Regions from separate parts of the Homo sapiens genome. Here region 1 is linked to region 2. Evidence: read pairs that join two places in POLR2A ChIA-PET (ENCODE). Cell type or tissue: HepG2. All regions are shown on one strand. Links, peaks and the distances in the headings refer to the core of each region. The heading gives the core; the rest is flanking DNA.

Region 1 (5,372 bases), core at 216-5,215, 110 kb before region 2:
GAGATTTACGAGTCATGCTTGGAGCTGAGTCAGTGAAAGCCTTTGTTGGAAACCGCTGTTCGGCTGCCACAGACAAGCCGAAATGAATCCACAAAATACTGCTCCAGCAAGCATCTCCCTCCATGGAACTGTTCCCCAAATGCTCCTTCAGGTCCAGAAATGCTCATCTTCACTGTGCTCAAGTTTGCAAGGAGAGAAAAAGTAGGTGCCCTTGAAACAGGAAGTCAAATTAGTTTTGGACACCTAGACTGTGGAATCTTGGGTTTAATATCAAGAGTTTCAAATAACATTTAATCAAAACGTAGGAGGTTTGATGTGAATTGCTAATTGAGGCAGCAGAATTAGTTTGGAAACTAGCCAGATCTAGGTTGAAATGTCCTCAGTGCTCTTGCCTTCACTTGTGTGGTGGCCTTGGAGCCTGGGCATGATGACCTCATCTGTAAGCTGAAGTGGACCCACTTTTCACAATCGATAGGAGAATCTGTTGGGACGCCTCATCTGGTTAATTGCCTCCCCTTCCACAGCACAGCGGTCAGAAATGGTGACTTTAGAACGAGAACAGGTGGGACCTTCAGAGCCGCAGGTCACGTGGTCAAGTATGTCCAATGCTGCACACCTTGTTGGTAGGACATACCCTCATGTTGCACCATCAGAGCTGCAGGTCACGTGGTCATGCGTGTCCAATGCTGCACACCTTGTTGGTAGAAAGCACCCTCATGTTGCACCATCTACCTTCTCCTGTCATCCTCACTTCTTTTTTTTTTTTTTTGAGATGGAGTCTCATTCTGTCGCCCAGGCTGGAGTGCAGTGGCGCAATCTTGGCTCACTGCAAGCTCCACCCCCCGGGTTCACGCCATTCTCCTGCCTCAGCCTCCCGAGTAGCTGGGACTACAGGCACCTGCCACCACGCCCGGCTAATTTTTTGTATTTTTAGTAGAGACGGGGTTTCACCGTGTTAGCCAGGATGGTCTCGATCTCCTGACCTCATGATCCACCCGCCTTGGCCTCCCAAAGTGCTGGGATTACAGGCGTGAGCCACTGCGCCTGGACCATCCTCACTTCTTTTACTTACAGTTTAAGCAGACAGCACACTGCTGGCCCTCCCTGTGCAGCCAGGGGTCTCCTGCCCACCACCCCTGCTGACTCAGCCAAGGCCAAGTCAAGCTCACGGGCTGCAAGGGGCCCCGCAGGGAGCAGATGGGACAGCACCAGCAGCAAGGAGCACTCTTCCTTCACACCCGGGACTCTCTTATGATGTATTAGATTTAACATATTCACTGTTAAAGTATCTGTGATGTTGGATCCTCCTCCACTCCTTCCACTGTCACTGTATCATGCAATTCAGCTGAGCCTGGAAGAGGCATGCAAGCAGAAGGAATGGTTTGTTCAAAGGCCCTGGGGCATGAGAAAATGGGGCATTTGGAGCCCCTCAAGTGGCTCTGAGTGGCTGGCTCCTCACTGTATTTGGGCCTGATGACCTGAGGGTACAGGGACACCTGTGGTACTGCCCAGAGCACCTGCACCTCTCCTTGCCCCGAGATTCCCCGTAGGCTAGGGTCCCTGGGAAGGCCTGCACAATTTTGTGTGGAGGTGCATTCAGGGGTAGAAACTATCAAGGAGATCAACGTTACTAAGTTTGCCACCCCTTCCCTGCACCCACCTGTCCCTATAGTCAGAGATGATGAGGGGCCTTGGCTGGGCCCTGAGGCCAGCTGAGAGCTCGCACTACCTCTGAGCCCAGCCTGCTCCCTGGACACAGCCGGCCCACTGTAGGGGACCAACATGCCTTGCAGAGGCATTATACCAGGGCTGGGGCCTAACAACCCTCAGAGACGTGACCTTGCTAGCTGTCATCCTGGTGTGTCACACTAAGATCTGGCAAAGCTACATACCTCATACAGTATGCACACAGAAGCAGGAGGGTGCCCATTTCACTCCCAATGAACCAGGAACTCACCACTGCACGCTGCCAGGAGGAGGGTGTGCACGCAAGGAAAACCTCAATCCTTCTAGTTGCTCTACATATCCCTCCCCGCCCCCGAACATGCCCACCCCACGCTCTCAATCTCAGGGGACGTCTCCAAGGCATCTACACAAATCTACACAATGATGCATTCATACGGAAAATGGCATTAATTCACCATTTTTAAAAAGTCAATTAAAAAGTAAAAAGCATTGAGATGTATCTGCTAGGTCACCAAACTGACAGGTTGCTGCTTTTCTTTTTAAAATCTGAGTTGTCTGAAAACCCTGGTTGGTTGTGTTGGATGCAGGCCCAGCTGGGAATTTGGGATCCATTGGTGATTGCTGCCTGGTGAGGCCTTTCTCCCACCACCTTGATAAAACTAGATCCTAATCCACAGAGTGAACCAACCCTAGACATGCCTCTCCCAAAACCCCAACCAGCCCAACTTCAGGATATCCGGTGTGGTAAAAATGTGTGCATGGATCAAATACACAAGAACAAAACTAATGTCAGGAAGACCAACCAGTAGGCAGAGAAGCTGGGATGTGGGGATCATAGGTCAGTAGGGAAAAAAACTGGTCGTCTCCTCGAATGTCACACGGCAAAGGGCATGTCTCTGCCTGTGCTAGAAGAGCCACTGGATACAGGGTGAACCTCAACAAACAGAAAGCCCCGTGGCAAGCCCTTCCCAAGAGCTTACAGCTCTCCCTAGTGAGGGGCTTAGGCAATGTAGGGCCGAGTATTTCCATTTTCCCTCTTCGAACACCAAGACTCAGAGTCCCATGCAGGTATTCAACAAATGTTTGCTGAATGTCTAAAGAAGAGCTACTGCCTTAATTGAGTGACAAACATTACCATCACCGGTAATGGGACAGGTAGAAATGACTGACTTTTATGTCATCTCTAGGTCATCTGGGTTTTGCCTCAGCAGGACTAGAAATCTCCAGTTTCTCAATGTCCATTCAGATATTCATGTTGTATATTAAAGATGTTTTAGATCCCTCTCCTTACATCTGTCACTCTGCCTCTGAATAATGCTGGGGAAACTGCAAGAGAAAAGAGAAGTACATATTTTTCTTTTTAAAAAGAGACTGAGTTCCTCCTTCTGCAAATGTCTAAAGAAGTGGCCCCAGTTAAGGCATAATTCACCCACTGGCCCGATTCCTCCTCCAAAGCTCTGGGTGGTGGCTTCGGGGTGTCAAGGAGAGTCCAAGACATGTCCGCCTGAGTCAGAAGTCATGGCATCAGAATTAGAAGGCACAGGCCCAGGACCCAAGGCATGTTGCTACACACAAAATCCATGAGCTTGAGAGATAAACTACACATGAAGCTCTGGCTAGTGGTTTTCTTGTACATTAGCTTATTTAATCATGACAGTCTGGGTCTGATCTTAACTATTTTCCCCTGAACAACTCTAACAGATACTATCCTATGTTCACAGGCAGCAATATAGCAATATTTCAGCAAAGAATAAAGGTAGTAACTATGGGGTGGGGGGATAACATGTACATCTACTAGCACTTCACATGGTTCCATATCGTAGCATTCAAACCCTCAGATGACAAGCTGCCAGTCTGTGACTTTAGCCCCATCCTCATCACATTGTCCCCCTCTCCAACACTTTCTACCCTACTAGCGCATCTTCCTCCGCCCCCACGGCTCATCCCTATCCTCTTCTGTTTCTGCTTCTCCTTGGCTTTAGCTGTTCACAACCCTCCCCCACTGGATGGTAAACCCCTCAAGCACAGGCATGGGTCCCACCCTCCTGGCATCTCTGCAAGTGGCTGATGTTCTTAGGGCTTAGTATAGAATATGAAGAGCTTCCATTTAGGAATCTGTGTTTAAAGTTTGGAAAGAAGCCTGGCATTGGTTCCCGCAATAATTCATCCTAATGCAGGATCTCTTCGGGAGAGGCTGAATATGGGTTGCAGGATGCCCCTGTGCTTGGACCTGGACTCAAGCCATCCTGGGTGCTGGGCCCTAACTCTGCAGACTAAGGGCAAAAAGGGCAAACAGATTCAACCACACTCACTCAGAAGACTGCCATCTGTATGACTCGGAAAGCAACTTGCTCTGCCCAGCCCCTCTGGATGAGGCTAAACAGGCTTAGCCTGCTGTGGGCAAACAAGAAAAGTAGGTCAGCTTGACAGCCCAGTTCTTCCATGGTGATGAACTAATGATGCGAATGCAGGGCCCGTTCGCGGAGAGGGGCGGTGCCGGCACCAGCCCAGGCCCTCGGCTGATCCCAGACCCAGCCTGGGTGGCTCATGCCAGCCTGTGGATGGCAGACAGGGGACCCGGGTAAGAGGAAAACCCAGAGAACACTTGGGAAGATGGCTCAAAAAAAAAAAAAGAAAAAGAAAAAACTGCAGAAAAACAACTGTGTAAATTGACACATTGCCATTTCCCTGTTATTAAAGACACATGAATTCATGTCTGTATGGTGCTGTGATACTTGCACAGGCTGCTGGGCCTGCACGGGTGCATTATAGTGATAATTTGCACGAACACTGCTGAGAAACCGTGGTGCTACCTCCCAGCTCGCCTGCATGACGTCCTCTCCCCTCACCTCTCCGTCAGCCACTGGCAATAACAAGAGGCTCACTGGAGCTGAGGACGGACTTGAGTCAGTGGTTCAGTGGTGCCAGGATTGGTGGGCACAAGGCCCCATGCCACGGAGGAGGCCACTGCTCTGTTCCTGCTGTTCCTGCATCCAGTCTGGGCTGTAGCTGTCCGACAGAAAGGCTTCCACTTCTGGCCTCTCTGGCTCAGAAGCTGGAACGCTTTGAGGGAATTCCCCTGAGTCTCAGGTGCTCTACTTATAGGAGCTAGTGTCTGGATTGGGGTTGTCTCAGGAGGGCCCAGCACAAACCTGGAGGCTAATGCTGGGGTCCTCAGGAGGCCAGTCCTGCTTCCTAGGGCTCATAAGAGGACAGTGGCCTTGCAGCCCAGGCCAACGAGGAAGCAAAGGAATCTGTTCAAATGCAGTTATGTATATTTAGAGCCCTTTCTTCCTCAAAATGCTGGACATTTTTCCCCTTTATGTCACGTTTATAACAAATGTATTAGAAGGTTCTGTCAATCAACATTTTAGAAACATTCAAATCTAAAAACTCATGACTCTGGGAATGTTTACCCCACCTCTTCCAGGAAACGACCTTGTCTGAAAGTTTTGTCTTTGGCATTTTTAAGAACTGAAGGAAAGAGCTGACATCATTTCTTCCTCCTTTCTCTCTTTCTCCTGTCCCTTGGCCTTTGTTCATGAATTCATCTAGAGGATATTAAAGGAGATGGGAAATCTACCATTTATGAAGAGAGGCAAGGACTCTCGCATAACGTGGGAACAGTCCTGAAAGATCCTGGCTTCTAATCGTGACTGTTGCTTAACTAGCTTAGGCAAGTTCCT
Region 2 (5,310 bases), core at 311-5,310:
TACAATGGAATATCATCCAAGATTTGTATACCATTTTTTTTTTTTTTTTGATGGAGTCTCACTCTGTCGCCCAGGCTGGAGTGCAGTGGCACGATCTCAGCCCACTGCAAGCTCCGCCTCCTGGGTTCACGCCATTCTCCTGCCTCAGCCTCCTGAGTAGCTGGGACTACAGGCGACTGCCACCACGGCCGGCTAATTTTTTTGTATTTTCAGTAGAGACGGGGTTTCACTGTGTTAGCCAGGATGGTCTCAATCTCCTGACCTCATGATCCTCCCGCCTCGGCCTCCCAAAGTGCTGGGATTACAGGCTTAAGCCACTGCGCCTGGCCACCATTTTAACTATTCTTTTTTTTTGGGTGGGGGACAAGAGTCTCTCTGTCGCCCAGGCTGGAGTGCAGTGGCACGATCTCGGCTAACTGCAACCTCCACCTCCCGGGTTCAAGCAATTCTCGTACCTCAGCCTCCTGAGTAGCTGGAATTACAGGCATCCACCACCATGCCGATTAATTTTTGTATTTTTAGTAGAGATGGGATTTCACCGTGTTAGCCAGGCTGGTCTCAAACTACTGTCCTCAAGTGATCTGCCCACCTTGGCTTCCCAAAGTGCTGGGATTACAGGCGCGAGCCACTGTGCCCAGCTAATTTTTGTATTTTTAGTAAAGATGGGTTTCACCACGTTGGCAAGGCTGGTCTCAAACTCCTGACCTCAAGTGATCCCACCCACCTCAGCCTCCCAAAGTGCTGGGATTACAGGCGTGAGCCACTGCACCTGGCTTCAGTTCTTTTGGCTGCCTACCCAGAAGTGAGATTGCTGGGTAATATGACAATTCCATTTTAATTTTGAGGGGAGCCGCCGTACTGTTTTCCATAGCGGCAGCATCATTTTACACTTCCACCAACAATACACAAGGGTTCCCATTGCTCCACGCCTTTGCCAGTGCTTGTTATTGCCTTCTTTTTTTTTTAATACTAGCCATCTTAATGGGCATGTTTTAGAGGATTCTGAGCAGGAGAATGATGAGATCTGCTTTGTGTTTTTGAAGGCCACTGTGGCGAGAATGAAGTGTGGGGTAGGAAGTCCTCATAATTTACTATCCCACCCAGGATAATTTTGAGAATGAGGCGTCTGTGTGTAAGTACGCAGGGACGGTGTGCCAGTTATATTGTTCTAGTCACACCAGACGTGTGGTCAGTCATGTTTGGGAGGGAAGAGCGGAGCAGCTCTGGAGGCCTGCAAGGAGGCTGTTGCAGGGAGGGGTGAGGGCTGTGGAGAAGGGGTGAGTAAGTGCCTCTACAACAGAGGGGTCGAATGCCGGGATTGATTACTCTGGTGAGAGGGGAGCCAGCATGGCAATCAGGGTGGGGAGGCAGGAAGCCACTCCCACCCCCCAACAAGGAGAGGAAGACAAAGGTGGTGTTGATGACTCTGAGGCCCCCATGGGTCTATCCTATGGGAGCTGGAGCCAGGGAGAGGCCTCTCTGCAGCCACTGCCCCTGACTGTGCCCAAGGCTCCCCACTGTCCCCACCCCCATCTCTTACAACCTCCCATGGCTGAGCTGGGGGCTTGCAGGGCTCAGAGGCCTCTTGCAACAGAAAGGACAGTGGGGAGAGACTGGGGCTGGCCCCATCCAGGCTCAGCACTCGGACGGGGAGAGCCTGGGAAGACAGAATCAACAGGTCTGGATGGCTGTGGGTTTGAAGGAGAAAGCGAACTGAGAGGAGGCCAGTGATTCTAGACACAGCACTGGGTGAATGGAGTTGCTTTTCCTGAGGTGGGAGGTAGGCGGGGAGAGCAGGGAGAGTTGGTTACAGGGGTTCACCCTACCCTAATCCATTCAGCTGCATGTTCATTTTGCGCAGTTTTCTGTTTGAGTTTTATTTACATAATAAAGTGGTAACTTAAAACAAGAAAGGAAAGAAAGAAGGAAAGAAGGAAGGAAGGAAGGAAGGGAGGAACGGAGGGAGGGGCAGGCTGTTTGGACAACTGAGGGAGTCTAACATAACACTTTTCTCTGTGCCCCTGACAGACTGAGATAGATCAACACTGTAGTTCTCCCTTCTTGGGCAAGAGAGGCCCCAGGCTTTGCCTCAGTGGTGACTGGGAGCTGGGGACTGGGGAGGGAGAAGGAGAGAGGTGCTCCCCTACCCAGGCTGTGAGACACTCAAAGAAGGGTAAAGGGGGCAAAGACAGATCCAGGCAAAGGAGAAGCCAGAATCATTCAGTCCCACAGGAGAGGGGGAGGCAGCAGCTGCTGGAACCCTGGCGGCTGGGTGGAGACAGGCAAGTAGGTGAGGGCAGCTGACCCTGGGGAGGCTGATGCAGCATCAGGCTGGGGCCGGGCAGCCTGCAGCGTATTGCCCATGGGCCGTAGAGCCGGCGGCTGCAGGCACTCCTCATTTGGGAAAGCTTTACTTATTATTATTGTTATTCGGTTTTTAGTAGAGACCAGGTCTCACTATGTTGCCCAAGGGGGTCGCAAAATCCTGGGTTCAAGTGAACCTCCCACCTTGGCCTCCCAAAGTGTTGGGATTACAGGCATGAGCCACCGTGCCCGGTCTGCTTATTGTTTTAGAAAACGTTTTCCTTGACTTTACATTTTAAGCAGAATTTACCACTAAGTCCTCGTGTAAAGGACATTGAGTTACACATGGCACAAGGCCTTCGTCATCAGTTTTGCAGATTTCAAGAATATTCAGTTTTACATTGTTTATCGTTTTTTTCATATATCCCCAACTAAAGCTAAACTTGTATTTTGGACAGCCTATAACCCAGTGCTGAGTACGTGGCTGGCCTGTTGATAGGTTGAAGATTTATTTTTACCTATTTTTTAAAAAATGTTTTACTTGGGATGATGACATTGGCACTTGAGAAAAATGAAGCTCCCAAGATATGCTTTGCTGGGGAAGCAGGTAAGCCTTTGTGGGAAGAGCTTTTCTAATCCCCTGAAAGCAATCTATTTATATTCTAAAATCCAAGTTTTTAAGGAAGTGTATCATTATTATAGCTTGCATAACTACAATTATGTCAGAGAACTATTTCTACTGCCCTAGAATCATCTAACCATGTTCCGAGGCCTCCATCCTGACAGGTGGAGTTTGCAAACCGAATTCTCTCTGCATTAGCTGTGCACCGACTTTCCTGTAATTCCTATCAGTGGCCTCTTTGTTCTAGGATTGTGCAACCGGATAACACAGGGGAGTGATTCTTGCTTACTTCCCCTCTTAATGATTGTGAATGTGGCCTTTCAAACCTTGAAACTCATTTCCTCTCCTGGCTCTCATTGCTGGTGAGACAACCACAACCTGGACATCATCAGCTCAGCTCGAGGGGAGGCTGCAGAGAGAGGTGGAGGGGAGCACCTTCTCGTAGATCCACCTTGCCAGGCTGTGTGGGAAGAGGGCGTTGTAGAGACTGGGCAATGCCAGCCTCCCAGAAGGTAGGGTTTGGAACACAGGCAGAAATGCAGGAAAGGGCAAACTGGCCCAATGAAAGCACTGTCCAAGGAGAAAGGAGTTGATTGAGAGGAGGCAGTTGAGAGGGAGAGATTGCTGTAGGCTGAGGCAACCAGGAAAGGACAGGCCTGGCCTAGGGGAAAGATGGGGTGAAAAGCCAAGAGACTCTGTCCATTGGCAGGAGCAGAGGGTGGGGGAATGGTGAGAGAGAAGGCTGGAAAGGTCAAGGCAGGTGCAGGCAAAATTGTAGAGAGCCTCATGCCAGAGGAAGGAGTTTGGACTCTGCCCCCAATTAAGTGGTCACCAGACCTCTGGATTTCACAAATCACTGATTTTTTTTTTTTTTTGACACAAGGTCTTGCTCTGTTGCCCAGGCTGGAGTACAGGGCGTGATCATAGCTCACTGCAGCCTTCATCTCCTGGGCTCCAGCGATCCTCCTGCCTCAGCCTCCTGAATAGCTGGGACTACAGGCTCATGACACCACAGTCAGCTAATTTTTAATTTTTTGTAGAAATAGGGTCTTGCTATGTTGCCCAGGGTCATCTTGAACTCCTGGCCTCAAGCAATCCTCCCACCTGGACCTTCCAGTGTGCTGGGATTATGGGCGTGAACCACTGTGCATGGCATTATTTTTTTTTAGAGAAGTAGAGCTAAGGTGGAGAGGAACGAACATGGTTGCCAACTTAATTTTTCCATGAGACACACAGCGAACCCCCATCAACTATCAGCCTGCTGTCATAAAAGAGGAGAAATCTTAACACCCTTCAGAAAAAACACACGAAGAACAAAATGTCAAACTAAAGGAGAATATCTCTGCAGAAGGACAGCTGGCAACCTTATATCCCGCGGGCGCCGGAGACTGAGAACATCATCTCAGGCTGCTGTGTTACACAGACAAGCTCCGCCAGGGCCGTGGGAGCTGTAGGGCTGTGTCTCTAGGTGGGAGCCATAGCCTTGGGTTCCCAGGCAGACTAGGGGTCAAATGGGCTGAGCACTGGAGGGGGGCGGGGGGCGGGAGACAACTTGGAGGCTGCTGTCTGAACCTTTTTGCCCCTGAAATCCCATCCTCTAGTGCAGCTATCACCCATGTATAGCCTTGTGTACCCCTTGATTGTGAGTGGGCTCCGACTGCTCCCTGGCTTCTGCCTCTTTCCCTCTAATCCATCTTCCACATAGCAGCTAGAATGGGCCTTGAAAAAGGTGCATGGATCATGTTCCCTACATGCAAACACCTTCTATAGCTCTCCAGTGGGAGTAGCATAAAGTTCAACTCCTGGCCCTGGCCCGAGGCCCTTGGAGCAGCATCTGTCTGCAGCTCTGACATCAAAGGACCTCCCAGCTTTCAGGGATGTCACTGGCTGGAGGTAGTTCAGCTCTCTAGGGAGCCACGTACTGGGCCATCATGTTCTTGATCATGCTTTTCCTCTGTCGGGAGCATGTGCCTCCTGCTCTTGTTCCCGTGAACTTCTCGTTATCGTTAGGACTGGCTGACATAGAACTCCCACAGAGGGTTCTTCTGGACCCCCCATGCTAACGAGGCCCCTGCTGTCTTCCTTACATCACTTGTGCTCTTCCTTCGTGGCATTTACCATGGTTGGAGTGTTGAGGATCCCCAAGACCATCCCTACATTTGAGATCTGCTGGAAGGATGCACAGGACTTGGCGTATAGTTGTGTTAACAGCTAAGATTGATGACAGTGACGTAACAAAGATCTACAGCTGGATCACAAGGGAAAAGAAGCAGAGTCTGGAGAACACATGGATGGTTTCCCGATGCTCTCCCTCCCATGGCAGGGTCCCACAATGCACGCTCCTCCCCCAGCAGTGAAAATGCAGCAGCACATGTGTGAGGATT

The links. ChIA-PET counts read pairs that join two places held together with the same protein. Peaks named below come from ENCODE experiments on the same cell type or tissue, not always from the same donor. Only the 100,000 strongest peaks of a DNase experiment are listed, where the experiment ranks them.
Region 1: POLR2A ChIA-PET joins it to region 2 with 5 read pairs; 1 of 35 experiments calls an interaction of 5 or more read pairs at or near these places.

The regions. Positions count from the first base shown.
Region 1 is chr2:100,886,629-100,892,000 of GRCh38, reverse strand. All of the region lies in intron 1 of NPAS2 (neuronal PAS domain protein 2), which reads right to left. Among named protein-coding and RNA genes, the nearest start is that of NPAS2, 69 kb to the right of the region's middle. RefSeq lists an enhancer at 3,554-4,323. In HepG2, for the core only: no CTCF peak of the experiment used is centred there; a DNase peak (open chromatin) is centred at 2,588.
Region 2 is chr2:100,778,746-100,784,055 of GRCh38, reverse strand. No RefSeq gene overlaps it. Among named protein-coding and RNA genes, the nearest start is that of NPAS2, 39 kb to the left of the region's middle. In HepG2, for the core only: no CTCF peak of the experiment used is centred there; DNase peaks (open chromatin) are centred at 3,185, 3,735 and 4,725.